2 separate regions of the Homo sapiens genome follow, and region 1 is linked to region 2. A link is an interaction called in ENCODE POLR2A ChIA-PET data of the cell type or tissue named here. Cell type or tissue: GM12878. All regions are shown on one strand. Each heading gives the region's core, and the rest is flanking DNA. Links, peaks and the distances in the headings are about the cores only.

Region 1 (5,337 bases), core at 1-5,000, 64 kb after region 2:
TCCCCTGGGCCCAGCCATGGCTGATGGAGGGGCTGGAAGACACTGCCCTCTGCACTGGGGTCTTAGGCTGTGGATGGGGATGTGGGAGCCCCCAGGCTTGAAGAATCGGCCCCTTCCTATGGATCTTGGCAAAGGTGGGGATGGGGGTAAGGTGTTTCACAGACACTGCTTGCCCAAGGGGGCTTGAGTGCTCCTGAAGATCTGAGTTCTCTCTTTCTGTCCGCCCTGTCTTTCTCCATCCCTTTCTCACTCTACTCTCTTCCTCTTCCATTTTTTATTTTTTTGTCATCCTCTGTTCTCTCTCTCACCACTTGTCTTTCCTCTCGCTCTCCTTTCCAATGCTCTCATCTCCCTCCTCTCATCCTTTCTCTCCTGCTTATGTCTCCCCATTACCGGCCATCCTCCTCATCTTCTTCCCATCTTCTCTGACCCACCTCCCTCTGCATCTCTCTCCCGACCCCCTCCTCTTCTCTGCATCTCTCTCTCTGCCTCCTCTCCTCTGCACCTCTCTCCCAACCCCCAGGTCCTCTCAGGCCTAGCTCAGATGATGCGGGAGTGCTGGTACCCAAACCCCTCTGCCCGACTCACCGCGCTGCGGATCAAGAAGACACTACAAAAAATTAGCAACAGTCCAGAGAAGCCTAAAGTGATTCAATAGCCCAGGAGCACCTGATTCCTTTCTGCCTGCAGGGGGCTGGGGGGGTGGGGGGCAGTGGATGGTGCCCTATCTGGGTAGAGGTAGTGTGAGTGTGGTGTGTGCTGGGGATGGGCAGCTGCGCCTGCCTGCTCGGCCCCCAGCCCACCCAGCCAAAAATACAGCTGGGCTGAAACCTGATCCCCTGCTGTCTGGCCTGCTCAAAGCGGCAGGCTCCCTGACGCCTGGCTCTCTCCCCACCCCTATGGCCAGCATGGTGCACCCCCTACCACTCCCGGGACAGGATGCAAAAGAGGCTCCAGAGTCAGAGTGCCAAGCCAGGGAATCCCAGTCCCAGACTCAGAGCCCGGGCCTGCACTTTGCCCCCTGCCCTTGATCAACCCCACTGCCCCACCAGAGCTGCCAGGGTGGCACAGGGCCCTGTCCAGCCCCTGGCACACACTTCCCTGCCAGGCCTCAGCCTCTAGCATAAGCTCCAGAGAGCCAGGGCCCATCAGTTTCTCTCTGTGGATTTGTATCTCAGCTCCATGATGCCTTGGGCTTTCTGTCTCCTCAACAAGAGTGCAGCTTGCTGAATGTCAGCTGCCTGAGAGAGCTGGGGCCTGACTTACTAGGGCATTAAATCCTAAGAGGTCCTACTGAGGTGTGGCAGGATCACAGGCCAGTGGAAAAAGGGCAGGTCAGATGGGCAAGGCCCAGGACTTTCAGATTAACTGAGAGGATATCGAGGCCAAGCATGGCAGGGGGAAGGTCAGTGGGTGTCAAGAGACCCAGGTCTGACCCCGGATGTTTGCTCCATGTGACAAAAGCAGGCCTGTCTCAGGACCTTTTCTTTTCTTTTTTCCTTCTTTTTTTTTTTGACACGGAGTTTCGCTCTTGTTGTCCAGGCTAGAGTGCAATGGCATGATCCCAGCTCACCGCAACGTCTACCTCCCAGGTTCAAATCATTCTCTTGCCTCAGACTCCCGAGTAGCTGGGATTACAGGCACATGCCACCATGCCTGGCTAATTTTGTATATTTAGTAGAAACAGGGTTTCACCATGCTGGCCATGCTGGTCTCGAACTCCTGACCTCAGGTGTTCCACCTACCTCAGCCTCCCAAAGTGCTGGGGTTACAGGTGTGAGCCATCGCGCCTGGCCAGGACCTTTGTTTCTTATCTACATATTGGAAGATTTGGTCCTGATGTCCTTTGAGGCTTCTTTAGCTCTAGTTCTCTGACACTTCAGCCTATATCACAGCTAACTTCTTCAGTCTCATCTATTCCTTATGCTCCAGCCCCTGGCAATTTGCCTCAAGATGGGGGTTTGAAAATAACTTTACCTGACTCAAGGAGTGTCTGGAGCACCTCCTAGTCTAAGTCTGCAAGCTCCAGTTCTTGCCTAAAACCATGCCAGTGGCCACCCTTGGGCTCAGACAGCTCTGGGCCTTTTGACCACAAGCCAGCCCCTCGCCCTCTCTGTGGCATAGTCTTCTCTGCCCCAGGACTGCAGGGCGGCTTCCTCCAAGGCTTCCAAGGCTCAAAAGAAATTTGGCTCCATCCAAGAAGGCTCCAGCTCCCCTACTGGCCCCTGGCTCAGGCCCACACCCCTGGCCAGGCCCAGAGAGTGTGTCTCAGGAGAATTCAATGGCTCTAGAGAGACACACAGAAAGTTTGGCATTTGGAAATTTCAAGGATGTATGTATGCTCACGTATGGAGCAGGTTGTCCTGGTCCCTGGGTGCAGGGAAGTGGGCTGCAGGGAAGTGGATTGGAGGGGAGCTTGAGGAATATAAGGAGCGGGGGTGGAGACTCAGGCTATGGACAAGGACAGCCCCAAGGTTGGGAAGACCTGGCCTTAGTCGTCCTCAGCCTAGGGGCAGGGCAGTGAAGAAAGCTCTCCCCGCTCCTGCTGTAATGACCCAGAGTAGCCTCCCCAGGCCGGCATCTTATGTGTGTCTTCCACCATCCTCATGGTGGCACTTTTCTAGGCCTGTCTCCCAGCATTGTGCAAGGCTCGGAAGAGAACCAGGAAGTGAAACTGGGTGAAAACAGAAAGCTCAATGGATGGGCTAGGTTCCCAGATCATTAGGGCAGAGTTTGCACGTCCTCTGGTCACTGGAATCCACCCAGCCCACGAATCATCTCCCTCTTGAAGGATTTTATTTCTACTGGGTTTTGGAACAAACTCCTGCTGAGACCCCACAGCCAGAAACTGAAAGCAGCAGCTCCCCAAAGCCTGGAAAATCCCTAAGAGAAGGCCTGGGGCAGGAAGTGGAGTGACAGGGGACAGGTAGAGAGAAGGGGGCCCAATGGCCAGGGAGTGAAGGAGGTGGCGTTGCTGAGAGCAGTCTGCACATGCTTCTGTCTGAGTGCAGGAAGGTGTTCCAGGGTCGAAATTACACTTCTCGTACCTGGAGACGCTGTTTGTGGGAGCACTGGGCTCATGCCTGGCACACAATAGGTCTGCAATAAACCATGGTTAAATCCTGAGCTCCGGAGTCTTCCCAGGCCGATGCCTCTGCAGTGGCCCGTCGCAGAGGTCCAGATAAAACCAGAGGGATCCGGGGAGAAGAGGGTCCCAGGATACACGCCCAGCTTTGCCCTTAGACAGGTCACAGTTTCCTCACGCCCCTGCTCAGACCCCCGCGGGGGCCCAAATCTCAGTTCCTACCCCAGATTGGGAGCAGCCTAGTCGCCGCACCTGCCACGTCGCCCTCTGCTGGCCGAGGGCTGCCCAGCGGCCGCCTCCCATCCCCACACAGGGACCGCGGGGCCTTTCCCGGCAGGGTGGGGCAGCCTTCCCCGCACCCGGGGGCCAACGTCTGTGTGCTCACTGACTTGCTGTTCTGCAGGGACTGTCCCCCTAATACCACACCTAGCGAAGAGCGTTCTGCTTCCGAACCGGCAGCTTGGACCCTCCCTCCTCAATTCCTTGTTCTCACTTCCCTTCTCAAATGGGGTCCCCATCTTGCCAGGAGTCAGTCCCCATTCCCAGCATGGGAAGATCCCCTTCCCTGGGGACCTACCTTGTCCTGGGATCAGAAGGCACTTCACACACACATCCCATTCTCACACCCGGAAATTCGGGGCGGGGACATGCTGTGGGGGAGGCAGATACTAAAAGAAGCTGAGAGGGTCCTGGCCCATGGGACTGCCCAGCCTAGAAAATCTGTGCCTTCGTGTTAGACGCCCTCTTAGGGAAACATAGGAAGGGTACACCTTACACCACAGATGACCTTGTGGTCCCTTGCACCCCCAAGGCGGCCTCATGCCTGGAACCTCCTACCCTGGGTTCATGGATCCCCCAACAACACAGCGCCTTCCCAGAGGATTCGGGCACCCGGCCTCAGACCAGCTTTGACGAAATAGGAGCGTTGCTAGCATCCAGCAAAGGCAGCCTTTCCCCTTCCCCTGTGCCTGCCAGACTCTGTCCTTACGTCCTCCCCATGATGTCCAGGCTATGGTGGGAGAGTGGGGAGAAGGGCAGTGGGGAAATTGCAGAGAAAGGGGTACGTGAACGCTGAGCAGGATCTGCGGCAAGATTGGCTCACTGCTCTCCAGTTCTTGCGAAGAGCCCTTGGGAAGTCACCCCGTCCGAGCCCCTGCCTACAAGTAGACCTCAGGGAACCTGCCTGCCTTTGGAGGAAAAAAACCTACTGCTCACTTTACTTCTCTGCAGCTTTGCCCTGACTTCCTCAGGGACCCCAGGCCCCAATTTCCCTATCTAGACAAAGAGGGAGAGGACCATCTGTGTGGTAAAGGCCCTCCCTGAGGGGTGATAGGTGCTATAGCATGCCACAGTGGGGCTGAGGGTAGCTCCTGGAATATGAGCCTTGATGTGGAGGGCCACCCCTTCCCCTGCCAAGGCCTCACCAACAGTTTTTCTCTCCACCCTCCAAGGCACCATCCTCCCTCAGTCCTGCCTTGCACCAGCCTCCAAGGAAGGTGCTGTTTCCTCCATATCCTCACCAACATTAAGATCAACAGCCCAAGAGATGGCAAAGTCCTCACGCCTAGAAGTCCCTGTCCTGGGGGAGGAGTGGGGGGTGCATGTCCTGCGTCCAGTCTCCCAGGGCTGGGACTGATGCTAGCTGTGTAATCATCACTCTGGGTGGGCGACTCTTGGAATGAGCTGCTTCCACCAGGGCCACATTCAGTTTGCTCGAAATAGAGACAGAGGGCTTCTTGACTTTGCATATGATTTGCATAATGTCATAGACACACAGTCTATTTTCAGGCAGTTTTCAGGTTAAAGTGTTGTCACTGCTGCCCTACAGGGTGTCATGTCTGGATGAGTCTCTTCTCTGTTCTTTCTCACCCACCCACTCTTACTGACCTACATCCCCAGCTGCAGGAGCGAATGGTGAGGCAGGGGGAGAATGGGGTTGTCCAGGGAGACACATGGGCAGGGAAATCAAGGGAATTTCCTTATTACCAGCATCACCAGAAACAGAATCTGGTTGCTCAGGGTCAACTGATAGGAAGAGGGTAAGGAATGGGAAGTCAGGTAACCCATCTGCTGTTCTGCACAAACCCTTCCCACCTCTCCTACCAGGAGAACAGCCAGTTCCTGTTTCTCTATTCAGTCTTCTGACAGTTTGAAGAAAGATGTCTAGATAGATAAACCTGTTTCTTTCAGCCACCCATAAAGCCTTGCTTGGCCCAGACATCCCTCATGGGCATTTATTTTCAGCGCTAAGA
Region 2 (5,368 bases), core at 297-5,296:
GGCTTGTCTGGGGCACGGGAAGAGGCCCCGCCCTCCGTGCTGCTGGTCCAACATTCCTCCTGGACAATGGCTGCCTTGGGAATCCCGGGAATGAAGGAGGCGGGCGGCTTCCCGAACCTGCGCCCTCCACCCCCATCAAGTTGCGCCCTTTCCCCAGATGGAAAGCAGGGGCACTTTGCATTGCGGCAGGGTGGGGAGGCCAGCTAGCCTCCATGCCTACAGCCCCCGCCCCTCCTTTTACCAACACTAATCCACAACGCCCCGCAGCCGAGTCCTGCTCAGCCACCCCATCCCCATGGACCTTGGGCGAGTCCTGCTCCTTCAACTGTAAAATCAGGAGCTTGGATTCAGTGGTTGCAAAACTCCCCACAGATCTCAAAGGCCGAAATGTAGTGACTAAGGCATGCACAGGCTTTGGAGCCAGGTTGCCCGAGTTCAAATCCTGGGCTGCCCTTTACCCTGGGAACTTAAGCCCCTGGGTTGCCGGCTTCCCTCTCGCAAAGTGTGTTTGTTGATACAGCTCCACTCCCTCCCGATGGGAAGGCAAACTCCTCAAAGTCTATAAATCCCGATCCATGTGTAACTCTGCTCAAAACACTAACCAGATCTCCAACCCCAGGCCCCCTCATACCCTGTGCGGATTTTGGCCCCTGGACATTTGCCCAACAACTGGCCACACTTCTGGGAGCTGCGACGGGCACCTGATATCCCTGACGAAGCATCCTTCCCCAGCATGTTTCCATCTTCCCTTGCATCAGTCATAAGGCCGTAAAGCTGTAAATGGTAAAGGCTTACTGGGGCACACAAAAATTTTAAATATAGGAAAACTCTTATTTATTTATTTATTTAGAGACAGAGTCTCACCCTGTCGCCCAGGCTGGAGTGCAGTGGTGTGATCTTGGCTCTCTACAACCTCCACCTCCCGGGTTCAAGTGATTCTCCTGCCTCAGCCTCCTGAGTAGCTGGGATTACAGGCATGCGCCACCACGCTCAACTAATTTTTGTAGGTTTTGTTTGTTTGTTCGTTTGAGTAGAGATGAATTTTCGCCACATTGGCCAGGCTGCTCTCGAACTGCTGACCTCAAGTGATCTGCCCGCCTTGGCCTCCCAAAGTGCTGGGATGATGGGCATGAACCACTGCACCAGCCAGAAAACTCTTATGTTAGGTCATATGTCCTTATTTTTGTTTGGGAAATGCAGGCATTTCCAATGCCACCAGCAATTGCTAGGCATCATGGGTGGTATACACCCCAGGCTCTTATTAACCTATTGGAGGGTTAGAACAAACACACTTCAACAGGGACCCATTCACAAAGTTACCTCTGGAAATATTCCTGAGCTTTTTGCCACAAATCCCTGCCCACTCTCCCTCATAGACTTGTTCCCTGCTTCCCCTTACTCACCTCCTCCTCAGCCCTATTCCTATGCTCCCCTGAATTCAGATCCTCTGCTGCAAGTGCCAGAAAACTCCCCTCATAATGGCTTCTACTATAAGGAAAATACATGATCGTATTTCATCCAATTTAGACACCAATGATGTTAAGAAGCACTGCTGCTTCATGTACTTGATTGATTGATTGATTGATTGATTGATTGATTGATTTTTCAGAGACAGGGTCTTGCTGTGTTGCTCAGGCTGGTCTTGAACTCCTGGGCTGAAGCCATCCTTCCACCTCGGCCTCCCAAAGTGCTGGGATTACAGGCATGAACCACCATACTTCATGTACTTTAGAAAGAAAAAACACTGGCCGGGCGCGGTGGCTCACGCCTGTAATCCCAGCACTTTGGGAGGCTGAGGCGGGTGGATCACAAGATCAGGAGTTCAAGACCAGACTGGCCAACATGGTGAAACCCTGTGTCTACTAAAAATACAACAATTAGCTGGGCGTGGTGGCAGGTGCCTGTAATCCCAGCTATTCAGGAGGCTGAGGCAGGAGAATTGCTTGAAGCCGGGAGGCAGAGGTTGCAGTGAGCCGAGATCCTGCCACTGCACTCCAGCCTGGGTAACAGAGCAAGACTCCATCTGAAAAAAAAAAAAAAAAAAAAAAAGAAAGAAAGAAAAAACACTAAAACTGCGGATTAAAGTGATGATGACTTCTTATCACTTAGAATTTTTATTTTACACTTACTGAAAAGGTTCTCTTAGACTTACTACCTTTGTACTTACGTAACAAGGAAAACATGGGTGAAATAAACTGGTTAAGGTTTTCCTAAAACTTCACCCCATTCAGAGTCTGATTCTTGGATCACTTTTCAATTCCCAGCTGTCAATATCTGTTTTTCCACACAGAATCAGCATCTGGGCCATCTTACAAGTACTGGTGATACAGAACATTTCTTAAAAGTGCTCTACCAGGCTGGGCGTGGTGGCTCACACCTGTAATCCCAGCACTTTGGGAGGCCAAGGTGGGCAGATTACTTGAGGTCAGGAGTTCAAGACCAACCTGGCCAACATGGTGAAACCCCGTCTCTATTAAAAATACAAAAAAATTAGCCTGGCATGGTGGCACACACCTGTAATCCCAGTTACTTGGGAGGCTGAGGCACAAGAGTTGCTTGAACCCAGGAAGCGGAGGTTGCAGTGAGCTGAGATTGCACCACTGCACTCCAGCCTGAGTGACAGAGTGAGACCCCGTCTCAAAAAAAAAAAAAAAAAGTGGGCCGGGCGCAGTGGCTCAAGCCTATAATCCCAGCACTTTGGGATGCCGAGGTGGGCAGATCATCTGAGGTCAGGAGTTCGAGACCAGCCTGGCCAACATGGTGAAACCCCGTCTCTACTAAAAGTACAAAAATTAGCCAGGCGTGGTGGTGGGCGCCTGTAGTCCCAGCTACTCAGGAGGCTGAGGCAGGAGAATCCCTGGAACCCAGGAGGTAGAGATTCTAGCGAGCCGAGATCGTGCCGCTGCACTGTAGCCTGGGCGACAGAGCGAGACTGTCCCCCCCCACCAAAAAAAGTGCTCTACCAAATTATCTATTGCTGCATAAAAGATTACCCCAAATCGGCTGGGCATGGTGGCTCATGCCTGTAATCCCAGCACTTTGGGAGGCCAAGGCGGGCAGATCACCTGAGGTTGGGAGTTCGAGACCACCCTGACCAACATGGAGAAACCCCGTCTCTACTAAAAATACAAAATTAGCCGGGTGTGGTGGCACATGCCTGTTATCCCAGCTGCTCAGGAGGCTGAGGCAGGAGAATTGCTTGAACCCAGGAGGCGGAGTTTGCGGTGAGCCGAGATCACGCCATTTCACTCCAGATTACCCCAAATCTTAGCAGCTTTAAGCAATCAACATTTTATATTATACTTTCTGTGGGTCAGGACTCTGGGTATGGCTTAACTGGGTGGTTCTGGCTCCTGGTCTCTTATGAGGCTGCACTCAAGCTGTCCTCTGGGGGCTGCAGGCATGTGGGACTGGAGAGCCCACTTTCAAGTTCACTCACATGGCTGTGCACAGACCTTGGTTCCTAGCTGGCTACTGGCTAGAGACCACCTCAGGGCCTCAACACATGGGCCTCCCTATAGGCCTCCTAACTGTCTTTATGACATGGCCCTGGCTTCCCACCCCCACAGCAAATGATCCAAGAGAAAGCACAAGTAAGCATTCAAGACAGAAGAGACAGTTTTTTTGTTTTTGTTTTTGTTTTTGAGATGGAGTCTTGCTCTGTCGCCCAACCTAGAGTACAATAGCTCAATCTCAGCTCACTGCAACCTCCGCCTCCCAGGTTCAAGCGATTCTCCCACCTCAGCCAACCGAGTAGCTGGGATTACAGGCACCCGCCATCATGCCCGTCTAATCCATCTAAATTTTGTATTTTTGGAGAGATGGGGTTTCACCCTGTTGGCCAGGCTGGTCTTGAACTCCTGACCTCAGGTGATCTGCCTGCCTCAGCCTCCCAAAGTGCTGGGATTACAGGCATGCCCCACCATGCCTGACTAATTTTGTATTTTTAGTAGAGATGGGGTTTCATCACGTTGGCTGGGCTGGTCTTGAATTCCTGACCTCAGGTGATCCACTCGCCTCAGCCTCCCAAAGTGCTGAGATTACAGGTGTGAGCCACCGTGCCCGGCAGCCATAGTCTTTTTATAACCTAATAGCAGAAGCGACATCACAGAATTTATTTAATTATTTTTTTCAGACAGGGTCTTACTCTGTTGCCCAGGCTGAAGTGCAGTGGCACAATCTCGGCTTACTGCAGGCTCGACCTCCTGGGCTCTGTGATTCTCCTTCCTCAGCTTCCTGAGTAGCTGGGACTACAGGTGTGTGCCACCATGCCTGGCTAATTTTTTTAGTTTTCTGTAGAGACGAGGTCTCCCTATGTTGCCCAGGCTGGTCTCAAATTCCATTTAAGAATGGACACATGGCATGATTTGGCCTATGAGACATAAGGGGATGTTTTGTGGGAAGCTTCTAAAAAGATTTCACAGAGGCTGAAAGAGAAACAGTTTTTCTTGGCCTCTGAATGTCATTGTCTGCCTGTGGTGTCTGAAACTGCAGCATCTACCTTGTGACTTTGAGGGAAGTCAGGATACAAGGACAAAAATCCAGAGGATAAGGATGGCAGAAAAAAGAGAAAGAAATGTGGTGGAATATTTTGAGTGGAAACCTATTCAGCAATAACAATGAGCCAGGCATGAGCTCGTGCCTGTAATCTAATGCTTTGAGAGGCTGAGGCAGGTGGATTGCTTGAGCCTAAGAGTTTGAGACTAGCCTGGGCAACATAGCGAGACCCTGTATCTAAAAAAAAAAAAAAAAAAAAAAAACCAGGGCCGGGTGCGGTGGCTCACGCCTGTAATCCCAGCGCTTTGGGAAGCCGAGGCAGGCAGATCACAAGGTCAGGAGATCGAGACCATCCTGGCTAACATGGTGAAACACCATCTCTACCAAAAATACAAAAAAATTAGCCGGGCTTGGTGGCAGGCGCCTGTAGTCCCAGCTACTCGAGAGGCTGAGGCAGGAGAATGGCGTGAACCCAGGAGGCGGAGCTTGCAGTGAGCCGAGATCGCTCCACTGCACTCCAGACTGGGTGACAGAGCGAGACTCCATCTCAAAAAAAAAAAACAAAAAACTACTGATACAATAAAATGCGTGAATCTCAATACCATTGTCTGAAGCCAAAGGGCCAGACACAGAAGAGTACATACAATATAATTCCATTCATAGGAAGACCTGGAATATGCAAAACTGATCTAGAGGTAAACATCAGATTACCTGTAGCAGGAGGTGGCCGGGGATGGGGGGACTGACTGCCTATGGACAGGAGGGGACTTGCTGCATGATGTCAATATTCCACATCTTGATTGGAATGGTGGTGACCAGGTAAACACTTGTCAAAATTCATCAAACTGTAGTTTTAAAATCTGTGCATCCT

The links. Peaks named below come from ENCODE experiments on the same cell type or tissue, not always from the same donor. Only the 100,000 strongest peaks of a DNase experiment are listed, where the experiment ranks them.
Region 1: POLR2A ChIA-PET joins it to region 2 with 5 read pairs; 6 of 35 experiments call an interaction of 5 or more read pairs at or near these places.

What each region holds. Positions count from the first base shown.
Region 1 is chr12:51,920,236-51,925,572 of GRCh38, forward strand. ACVRL1 (activin A receptor like type 1) reads left to right here. Exons shown (of 10, transcript NM_000020.3): 10 at 524-3,126. The coding sequence ends at 658. Among named protein-coding and RNA genes, the nearest start is that of ACVRL1, 15 kb to the left of the region's middle. RefSeq lists enhancers at 2,781-2,830, 3,616-4,447. In GM12878, for the core only: a CTCF peak has its summit at 3,352 (motif pointing left); DNase peaks (open chromatin) are centred at 2,710 and 4,887.
Region 2 is chr12:51,855,983-51,861,350 of GRCh38, forward strand. No RefSeq gene overlaps it. Among named protein-coding and RNA genes, the nearest start is that of FIGNL2, 9.9 kb to the left of the region's middle. In GM12878, for the core only: no CTCF peak of the experiment used is centred there; no DNase peak of the experiment used is centred there.